Regions from separate parts of the Homo sapiens genome. Here region 2 is linked to region 1. A link is a loop called in an ENCODE intact Hi-C map of the cell type or tissue named here. Cell type or tissue: mammary epithelial cell. All regions are shown on one strand. Links, peaks and the distances in the headings refer to the core of each region. The heading gives the core; the rest is flanking DNA.

The links. Peaks named below come from ENCODE experiments on the same cell type or tissue, not always from the same donor. Only the 100,000 strongest peaks of a DNase experiment are listed, where the experiment ranks them.
Region 2: a loop joins it to region 1, with 5 times the contacts of the local background. A loop is called at or near these places in 6 of 110 quality-filtered maps.

What each region holds. Positions count from the first base shown.
Region 1 is chr1:15,204,472-15,208,859 of GRCh38, forward strand. The region is part of intron 1 of TMEM51 (transmembrane protein 51); the gene reads left to right. Among named protein-coding and RNA genes, the nearest start is that of TMEM51-AS2, 35 kb to the left of the region's middle. RefSeq lists enhancers at 1-422, 791-960. In mammary epithelial cell, for the core only: no CTCF peak of the experiment used is centred there; a DNase peak (open chromatin) is centred at 2,090.
Region 2 is chr1:15,126,957-15,131,344 of GRCh38, forward strand. The region is part of intron 1 of TMEM51-AS1 (TMEM51 antisense RNA 1); the gene reads right to left. Among named protein-coding and RNA genes, the nearest start is that of TMEM51-AS1, 23 kb to the right of the region's middle. In mammary epithelial cell, for the core only: a CTCF peak has its summit at 1,746 (motif pointing right); a DNase peak (open chromatin) is centred at 1,735.

The DNA of each region.
Region 1 (4,388 bases), core at 163-4,162:
TTGAACCTGGAAGGCAGAGGTTGCAGTGAGCCAAGATCGCGCCACTGCACTCCAGCCTGGGTGAGAGAGCGAGACCTCATTGATGGGAACTCTGCCCTGCCTTGGTGGAAAGGCTGGCTTTTCTGCTGCTCCGTGAATGAGGACGGCCTAAACAAGGGGCTTTGTGGACAGGCGCTGCCACTTACTAAACTGAGACTTTGGGCAAGTTTCTCCACCTCTGTGCCTCAGCGTATTCCTTGATAAAATGGACAGAGGTGGGGATGACAGTACCTCCCTTATATGACTGTTGGGTGGGATAAATGAGCTAAATTGTGTAAAGTGCCTGGGGTGTCAGTGCCCTAACTATGTGCTGGGGGTTGGGGGACTAGAGTACTGGGGGTCTGGCTGATGGTCAGAGCCTGTGCTTAGCCTTGTTTGCCAGGGTCGGGGGGCTGCTGCTGTTGTCCCCAGAGACACCGATGGCCAGAACCTGGAGAAGGTTCGAGGTGTCAGACTCACATTGGGCTGACGGGGACAGGAGATCTGCATCCCTCAGTGCTATCCTGGCAGAGGAAGTCTCTGAAATGTGAGATGTCACATTTCCCAAGAAATACTGAATGTGACTGGGTCCCCCGTGCCAGCCTTCTAAATAAGGCTGGACACCAGCCACCTGCTTAGAGAAAGACACTATGTCAAGTGCCTCAAGAAAAGATGTATGGTTCATGAACTCGCTGCTTCTGCTTCTGGTCCCTTGAGTCTTCAAGATGAACTTGTCTTCCTTAATTTCTCCAACACTTACGTGGATTAGCAAGGACCCTGGTGATGTCAGGTTTTATACAATGCACCGACAGCTTGTGTTTGGAGTCGGGGAGGGAAGCTGCCTCTTTTCTCTGCAAGCCATGACATATTCTGGAAGATGCCCACTTTCCCATCGCTGTGGGATTACTGAGGCTGAGCCCTCACCCTGGAATATCCTGATCTCTTACCCCCAAATTCCACCCACAGGAAGGCCACAGAGGCCTCAAGGCCCTGCAGAGCTGCATGCGTATCTTCCTTCTCCCTGCCCTCCTCAAATTGAATCCGTCATTCTTTTTGGAAGCTCTTCAGACACGCTCCATTTTGGCAGTGCTACTTGGTGTTTAAAAGTGTGGGTTTTAGGATCAGGCGTACCCTACCCCTGCCTCGTACTCACTGTGTGACCTTAGAAAAATTACTTTCCGTCTTGGAACCTGTGTCCTTATCTATAAAATAGAACCAATAACTATTAAATGATGATGCACATAAAGAGCTCCACAGAGGGCCTGGCACAGAATTGGCATTCAACACACATTGATGCTTTCTCTGACGCTGACTTCCCTTCTGTTAGGCAGAATCGCCTGTCTTCCTGCTGGATTGTAAAAGTCTGTCTCATGTATCTCGGTATCCCCCAAAGCTCCTGGCATACAGTAGGGGAACCGGGAATTGTTTAAATCAAAATCTTCAACAAGTCATTTTAAAAGAAATGTTCAGGTCCAGTAGCTCATGCCTGGTAATCCCAGCACTTTGGGAGGCTGAGGCAGGCAGATTGCTTGAGCCCAGGAAATCGAGACCAGCCTGGGCAACAGAGCGAGACCCTTTCTCTACAAAAGACGCAAAAAATAGCTGGACATGGTGGTGTGTGCCTGTAGTCCCAGCTCCTCGGGGGCCGAGGTGGGAGGATTGCTTAAGCCTGGGAGGTCAAGGGTACAGTAAGCCATGATCATGCCACTGCAGCCTGGATGACAGAGTGAGACCCTGTCAAAAAAAAAAAAAAAAAAGAGAGAGAGAAGAAAGGGAAGAGGAGGGGAGGGGAGGGAAGGGAACATTTACCTGTCACCCCCTCACACTTTTGTCCTGAAACACCTCTGGGAAGAAGGAAGGAGGGAAGGAAGGAGGGAGGGTAGGGAGGGAAACATTTACCTGTCACCCTCACACTTTTGTCCTGAAACACCTCTGGGAACCTCGGTGCCTTGCCCAGAAAGTGGCCCCCAGGGACTCAGCTTTGTGGGAACCCGCATAGTGCAGGCACAGGTGGACTTCACAGTCAGCTGGATTTGATTATGAGTCGACTGTGCCACTTACCGGCTGTGTGGCCCAGGGCAAATTACTTACCCTGTCCAAGACTCCAAGATGGTGGGGCAGATCATTCCTTGAAGGGTGGCCGTGAGGATCGGGTGAGTTTAGGAATGCACCTGATTCATGCTGAGTATCAGCTGCTGCTGATTTCATGATAGCTGCTGCGGAGACTGCTATTCTTGTTACCATTATTCTTCTTACCCTGCCTTGTGTATTACTTAACATCCTTTCTTCTTTTTCCCATCAGCTCTCTCCAGCTGGGCAGCCCTCCTCCCAGCTCCCCTGCCTCTATGCCTCATTTGCACATTGCTTTTTGTTTTTCCCTAGTGCACAGTCTAAAAGATCCCTGGTGCTCTGTTGAAACAGGAACCTGACACCCTTTGACCTTGGTCCGTGGGGAGGTAGCCTGAAACTCCCTCCCAGGCAGGACAGGAGCAGGGGCTCAGCACCTTTTTTCCTACCCCCACTGCATGGGACTGGAAATTGTGACAAAAGTGATTGTGGGCTGAAACTTGGCAGAGAGAGCCCCACTGAATTCCTCCTTTGTGATGTGAATGTGGCACAGCCCGGTGGAACCGGGGATCCCTTTCCCAATTATGCAGCTTGGCAGGAAGAGGTCGGTGCAGGGAGAATGCTCAAGGAGCCCCTCTGTCATGGGGGTTGGTAGCACCGCCAGCCGCCTCCGACTGGCAAGACCTCCTCCCACTAAAGCCAGCTGGGCTGGGCGCTTCTGCAACTGCACCTTCCGGGGCCACAGCACAGAACTCAGTGGTCACGTGAGGGTCTACATCCGATTCCCAGTTTCTAAACTGTGTCCTGGAGAGTTTCTGCAATTCAGCGAGAAGAGGCAGCGGAAGGCCCAGCCATCAATGCTTGGGCCCTTTACCCCGTTTCAGCCGGGGCAGCGCTGCTTTCCATCGTCCCATCTTATTTCAGTCGTTGTCTTCACGTTCAAGTTCATGGAGACTCAATCCAGATGTGCCTGGCTGTGATGGCCCCACTCAGGTCTCAGCCACTCTGATGTCTGGAGCTGGGTCTACCTCCCTGGCCCCGACTCCTCCACACCCACTGCACAGCCCCTCCCTGCCGGCTCTGGTTGGCCAGGGGTGTGCACACGAGTGGAAAGAGCCTCTGCCCAGCGTGGAGCGGTGAGGCTAAAGGCTTCCATGTTCCCTGCTGACTTCCACCTGCAAAGGCCAGGCAACCGCTGAAACCTCCAGCCCCACCAGGGAATACTGATACAGTCACTTTCTCAGGTCACAACGGAAATCACATTTATTCTGCATATTTTCCTCATGTTGCCGGCAAATTATTTGCATACGGATACAAGATTTGGGTATCTGGATCTTCCTGCAAGTTAGCTTTTATTAATCCTCTCCCCTTCAGGCTTGGACTGGGAATTTCCCCTCATTGATATGAGACATTGGTTCAACTTTTAAACTTGCCAGGTATTCATTTGTTTGTTCTATAAATATCTACTAAGTACCTGTTAAGTTCCTGGCATGCGGTGCTGGGGCCTGGAGCAGGCAGTGGACAAGACAGACAAGAACCGTGTTTCAGAGAGTTCATACTCCAGTGAGGGAGACAGGGAGCCAACAAGAAAGCAAAATGAGATTACTACTGACTGCAAAGTGTTATCATCACCCATGGGAAGGAAAGGCAAGGAACTCAGCAGGGGACCCAAGTGTAGCTGTGTGAGAGAGGAGGCATTTCCACTGGATGGTCAGAGAGGTGCTCACTGAGGAGGTGGCATTTAAGCTGAGAGACAGAGGTCTCTACTAAAAAGTAGTAAGATAGCCAGGCATGGTGGCTCATGCCTGCAATCCCAGCACTTTGGTAAGGCCGAAGCAGGAGGATCGCTTGAGGCCAGGAGTTCAAGACCAGCCTGGGCAACACAGCAAGATTCCATCTCTACAAAAAGATTAAAAATTAAAACATTAGCTGGGTGTGATGGTGTGCACCTGTAATCCCAGGTACTTGGGAGGCTGAGGCGGGAGGATCACTTGAGCCCAGGAGTTCGAGGCTGCAGTGAGCTATGGGTGACAAAGAAATATGCTGTCTCTAAAATAATTTTTTAAAAAATTTTAAATACAGAAATAAATAAATAAGTAGCCAGACAAAAGAGACAGGTGGAAGGGTGTTTTCAAGCAGTAGGTATAGCAAGTTCCAAGGCCCTGTGGTAGGAAGTAGTTGGTGCCAATGAGGAGCAGAAAGGAAACCACTGAGGGCTGGTGAGCAGGAGATATGAGCTGTGACAGCAAGACAGGAGCCTCGTCCAGGCTGGTGGGGCTTGAGGGTCATGGCCAAGGAGTTTG
Region 2 (4,388 bases), core at 119-4,118, 78 kb before region 1:
GGCAACTTTGCCGACACCCTCTTGGTGACACAAGAGTGAAGGCCCTGGGGTGGAGTCCTCACTCACAGGAAAGCCAGTCCATGTCACTGACATCAGTCTCCAAACCCAAGCAGAAAGTTCCTCTATGGCTGGGTTCCCCAAGACCACCCTGACTATTCCAACCACATCCACAACCAGCTCTACTATTATTGGCATAATAGCTGCCTATTTTAAATCGGGCCAGACCTGACATCACTGCCTGTGTCTGTGTAACCACAGGCCTAAGACGCTGGCTCTGTTTTCTAATACATAGATGTGGGTACGGATATGTGTGCCTCTATGTGCCAAGTATGCACATAAATATACAAATAAATATTCCTGCAAATGCTCACCTGCATGTCCCCCAAATCAGGTCACACTCCATGAGGGACATAAGTGCCACAGTTGGGAACCACTGCTTTATGGCACCCAACAGATTCCTCATGCAGCATCGGCCTGCAGTCTCCTGTGGCTGTGAGCTCACTGTACCATGAGTCTGCCTGTGCCCTTCTTAGTTCCAGTTGCTCATGGGGACTTTCTATCACTCTGCCTCCTGGTCCCTCTTCCACGTTGACCCTCTGTTATTTGTTTTGTTTTGGGGAGACAGAGTCTTGCTCTGTCACCCAGGCTGAAGTGCAGTGGCACGATCTTGGCTCACTGCAACCTCTGCCTCCTGGGTTCAAGTGATTCTCATGCCTCAGCCCCCTGAGTAGCTGGGATGACAGGCATGAGCCACCACACCCGGCTAATTTTTGTATTTTTAGTAGAGACAGGGTTTCGCCATGTTGGCCAGACTGGGCTCGAACTCCTGACTTCAGGTGATCTGCCCGCCTCGGCCTCCCAAAGTGCTGGGATTACAGGCGTGAGCCACCGCGCCTGGCCTGTTATTTTTTTTAAGCAGCATAAATGCCTCCCTCCCAAAACATCTCCTTCCCCCAACCCCATTACAGACCCTCAAGCCTTTTCCATGCCCCTTGTCCTTCTTCCATGGTCTCCCCTTCCATCTCTTCCTTCTCTGGACAATCCTCTCATAAATACATCCCTGAATAAGGACACCGTGCTCCCACATAGGCCCAAGCAGTGGAATCGTAATGAAGGGCCCAATTCCCAAGGGTCAGGCCCTGTGCCCTTTACATGAGATCTAATTGAGTCCTTGCTGTAATCCTGGCAGACAGGTACTCTTATCCCCACTTTACAGAGGCAGGAAAAAGTTAAGACACTGGCCCCGGGTCACATAACTAGTAGTATCAAAAGTAGGGATTCGAACCCAGATGTTTTTAACTGCTATCCTCCCTTAACCTGGACTTTATGCTCCTAGTAATACGATCGAATATTGTATCAGCTTTTAAAATAATCTACATCCCACAGTTGCCTCATTTATCTTGTGGGCAGCTGAATGGGTGGTGTTCAAGTCAAGCTGCTCACGAGAGTCACTGGAGTACTCTTGTTAAAAGTTCCGATTTCTAGGTCCTTCTCCAAAGCCAATAATTTAGGGTTTTGAGATAGGGCCTAGGGAATCTACACGCTAAAGTTAAAATGCTTATTTCCAGGCCTCGGGATTTCTGATTCACTAGGTGTGGGGTGAGTCTGGAGCCTACGTAGTTTTTAAACTTCCTTTGGTGATTCTGTGGCATGACCAGGGGCCTGGGACCAACCGCCCTGGTATATATGGCTCCACTATAGGCAGCGCCTGGGCCATTATAGCTCGCAGTCCCAGAACTCGCCACTAGATGGCAGGACAATACGCCCCTCACCAGCCTAGCCCAGCTCAGCTCAAGAAGGACCAAAGCAGCCTAGGCCACTCAGAGATCCAGGCCCAGTAGACAAAGTTTCAGGTGGGCAGGGCCCCCCACCATCCCTGCCAGCTGTCTGCAATCCCAAAAGGTGGCTTTTGGGGGGGAAATGGCTTTTGTTTTCTTTCCTCCACAGGATGCCAGAAACATCAGTGGGGTCGGCAAAATTTGAAAGCTGGCCTCAGGACAAATAAAACCTGTTAAGCCACCCAGATTCCCTTCCAGCCAGGAGGCCCAGATCCTGAGCCCAGCACGCTGTGAGGACGATAGACCACCCAGCAGGAGATGAGTTGAGGAATGGCCTGATGCCAGGCAGGAGGTCTTCCTCTGTGCGTGCAGCTCCAACGTGAAACGGCAGCTTTTTCCCTTCCTCTGAGGGGTGGCAGGCAGGTGGCCTCCTGGAGTAAAACCACAGGACCACAGGACCACGTGGGCAGCCCCAGGGAGTCAGACACACACGTGGGAACCTCGAAGCAAGACCCTGAACATCACTTTGTCCAGCCGCCTGCCTCCTCTTCATGTTCCTACACGATTAATGAGCCTCCCTCCTGGCCCCTGGGCATATGGGGAGCGCCTCCTCCTCTGGGTGCCAGGACCCCCCTGCCAGGGACAATCAGGCAGCCAGGTGTGGCCTGTGAGAAAGGGGAGGCCCTTGGGTCACATGAAAACTGATTCAAGGAAGGACTCCATGGTCACCAGAATGATGGGTCCCCAGAGGCCCACACTCTGGTTCCTAGAACCCGTGACTGTGATACTTTACATGGCAGAGGGAGCTAAGGTTGCAGGTGAGATGAGTGCTGCTCATCAGTTGACCTAAAAATAGGAAGAATATCTAGATTAGATTATCCAGGGGGCCCTATGTAGCCACAGGGATCCTTAACGCTGGGTGAAGGAGGAGAAAGAAGTGGGTCAGAGGTAAGTGTGGCTACTGAAAAGGTCAGAACGGTGCAACATGAGAAAGACTCAACTTCCATTCCTGGCTGTGGAGATGGAGGAAGGCGCCACAGACCAAGGAGTGCCGGCAGCCTCTCACTGCTGGAAAGGACAAGGGAACGGATTCTCCCTAGAGCCTCCTGAAAGGGACACAGCCCTGCTGACACCTTGATTTTAGCCCAGTGAGTCCCATGTCATATTTCTGGCCACTGAACCGTGCAAGAATAAGCCACCAAGTTTGTGGCAATCTCCTACAGCAGCCACGGGAAACTCACACACTGGGCAAGGTGGCTCATCAAGGTAGGTAACATTTGATCCTCAGGGACGAGGCTGGGTGAGATAGAGCAACGTGTGGGACTCACACTGCTGGTGTTAAAAGATAAATGGTGGCACATTAAAAAGTTAAAGAGTTTATTTGAGCAAACAGCAATTCATGAACTGGGCAGCACCAAATCGAAGGTGGTTCAGGGCTCCTCCAGAGGAGTTTGAAGGAAGGGCTTTGATAGAGTAAAGAGGAAAATCAGATAAATTAAATAAGGAATGTGGAAAATAAAGAAATTATTTGATTGGTTAAGGTTTGGGCAGTTGCCTTATTTAGATGATCCTGGTGGAAAGTTCCTGATCATGTAATTAATGCTTAGCTGGTCTTTTATGATTGGCTAAGGTTAAGCTTCACCTTGTTTATATAGAATCCCAGGGCATGGGAGCCACCTCAGCCTAATGGCCTCCCATTTTATTTTAACACTAGGTAAGAGAAACAGCTCACATTGGGCCAGACATGGCAGTTCATCCTTGTAATCCCAGCACTTTGGGAGGCCAAGGCAGGAGGATCACTTGAGGCTAGGAATTCAAGATCCAATAATAAAATTTTTTAAAAGTTGGCATCAAACTTGGTTCTAATGCCCATGATCTCAAGGTGTTGTGCCCCCAACAGACCAGGCAGCTTCTAAATGGCTCCCAATGACCCCACCTTTTGTGAAGTCCCCTCTCCTTGGTCATGTCTTGCTTCTAAGAATAGAATCCAGTAAAAATGATGGGCTGTCACTCCTGAGATTAGGTTATGAAAGACTGTGACCTCCATCTTGCTTGTGTATGTGTGGGCGTGCTCGCTCTCTGTCTCTCTCTCTGTGTGTGTGTGTGTGTGTGTGTGTGTCTCCTTATTTGCTTGCATTGATAAGGCCAGCTGCCAAGTTGTAAGCCATCCCATAAAGAGACCCATTTGACCAGGAACTAAAGTGGTCTCTGGCCAACAGCCTGCAAGGAGCTGAGTTCTACCAACAACCACGTGGGTAAGCCTGGAAGCAGGTCCCTCCCCAGTTGACCCTCGGGATAATGCAGCCTGTTAGGCATCTTGACTGCAGCCTGTGCCAGACCTTGAACCAGGAGCACCAGCTTTCATCCTGACTCACAGAACCTATGAAATAATACATACTGTTTTTCACAGAACCACTACGTTTTGGCATAATTTGTAACATGGGAATAGATAACTAATATGCCAAGGGAACAACAATTTGCAGAAACATTGCCCTTCCTCCCCCAGAGTGTGCAGTTGGCTCTTAAGAGTGTGTTGTGTTGAAAACCAGAGTAGGGGCCACTCCCAGGCAACTGATTCCAGACAACTAGTAAGTTAATGAGATGAATAAT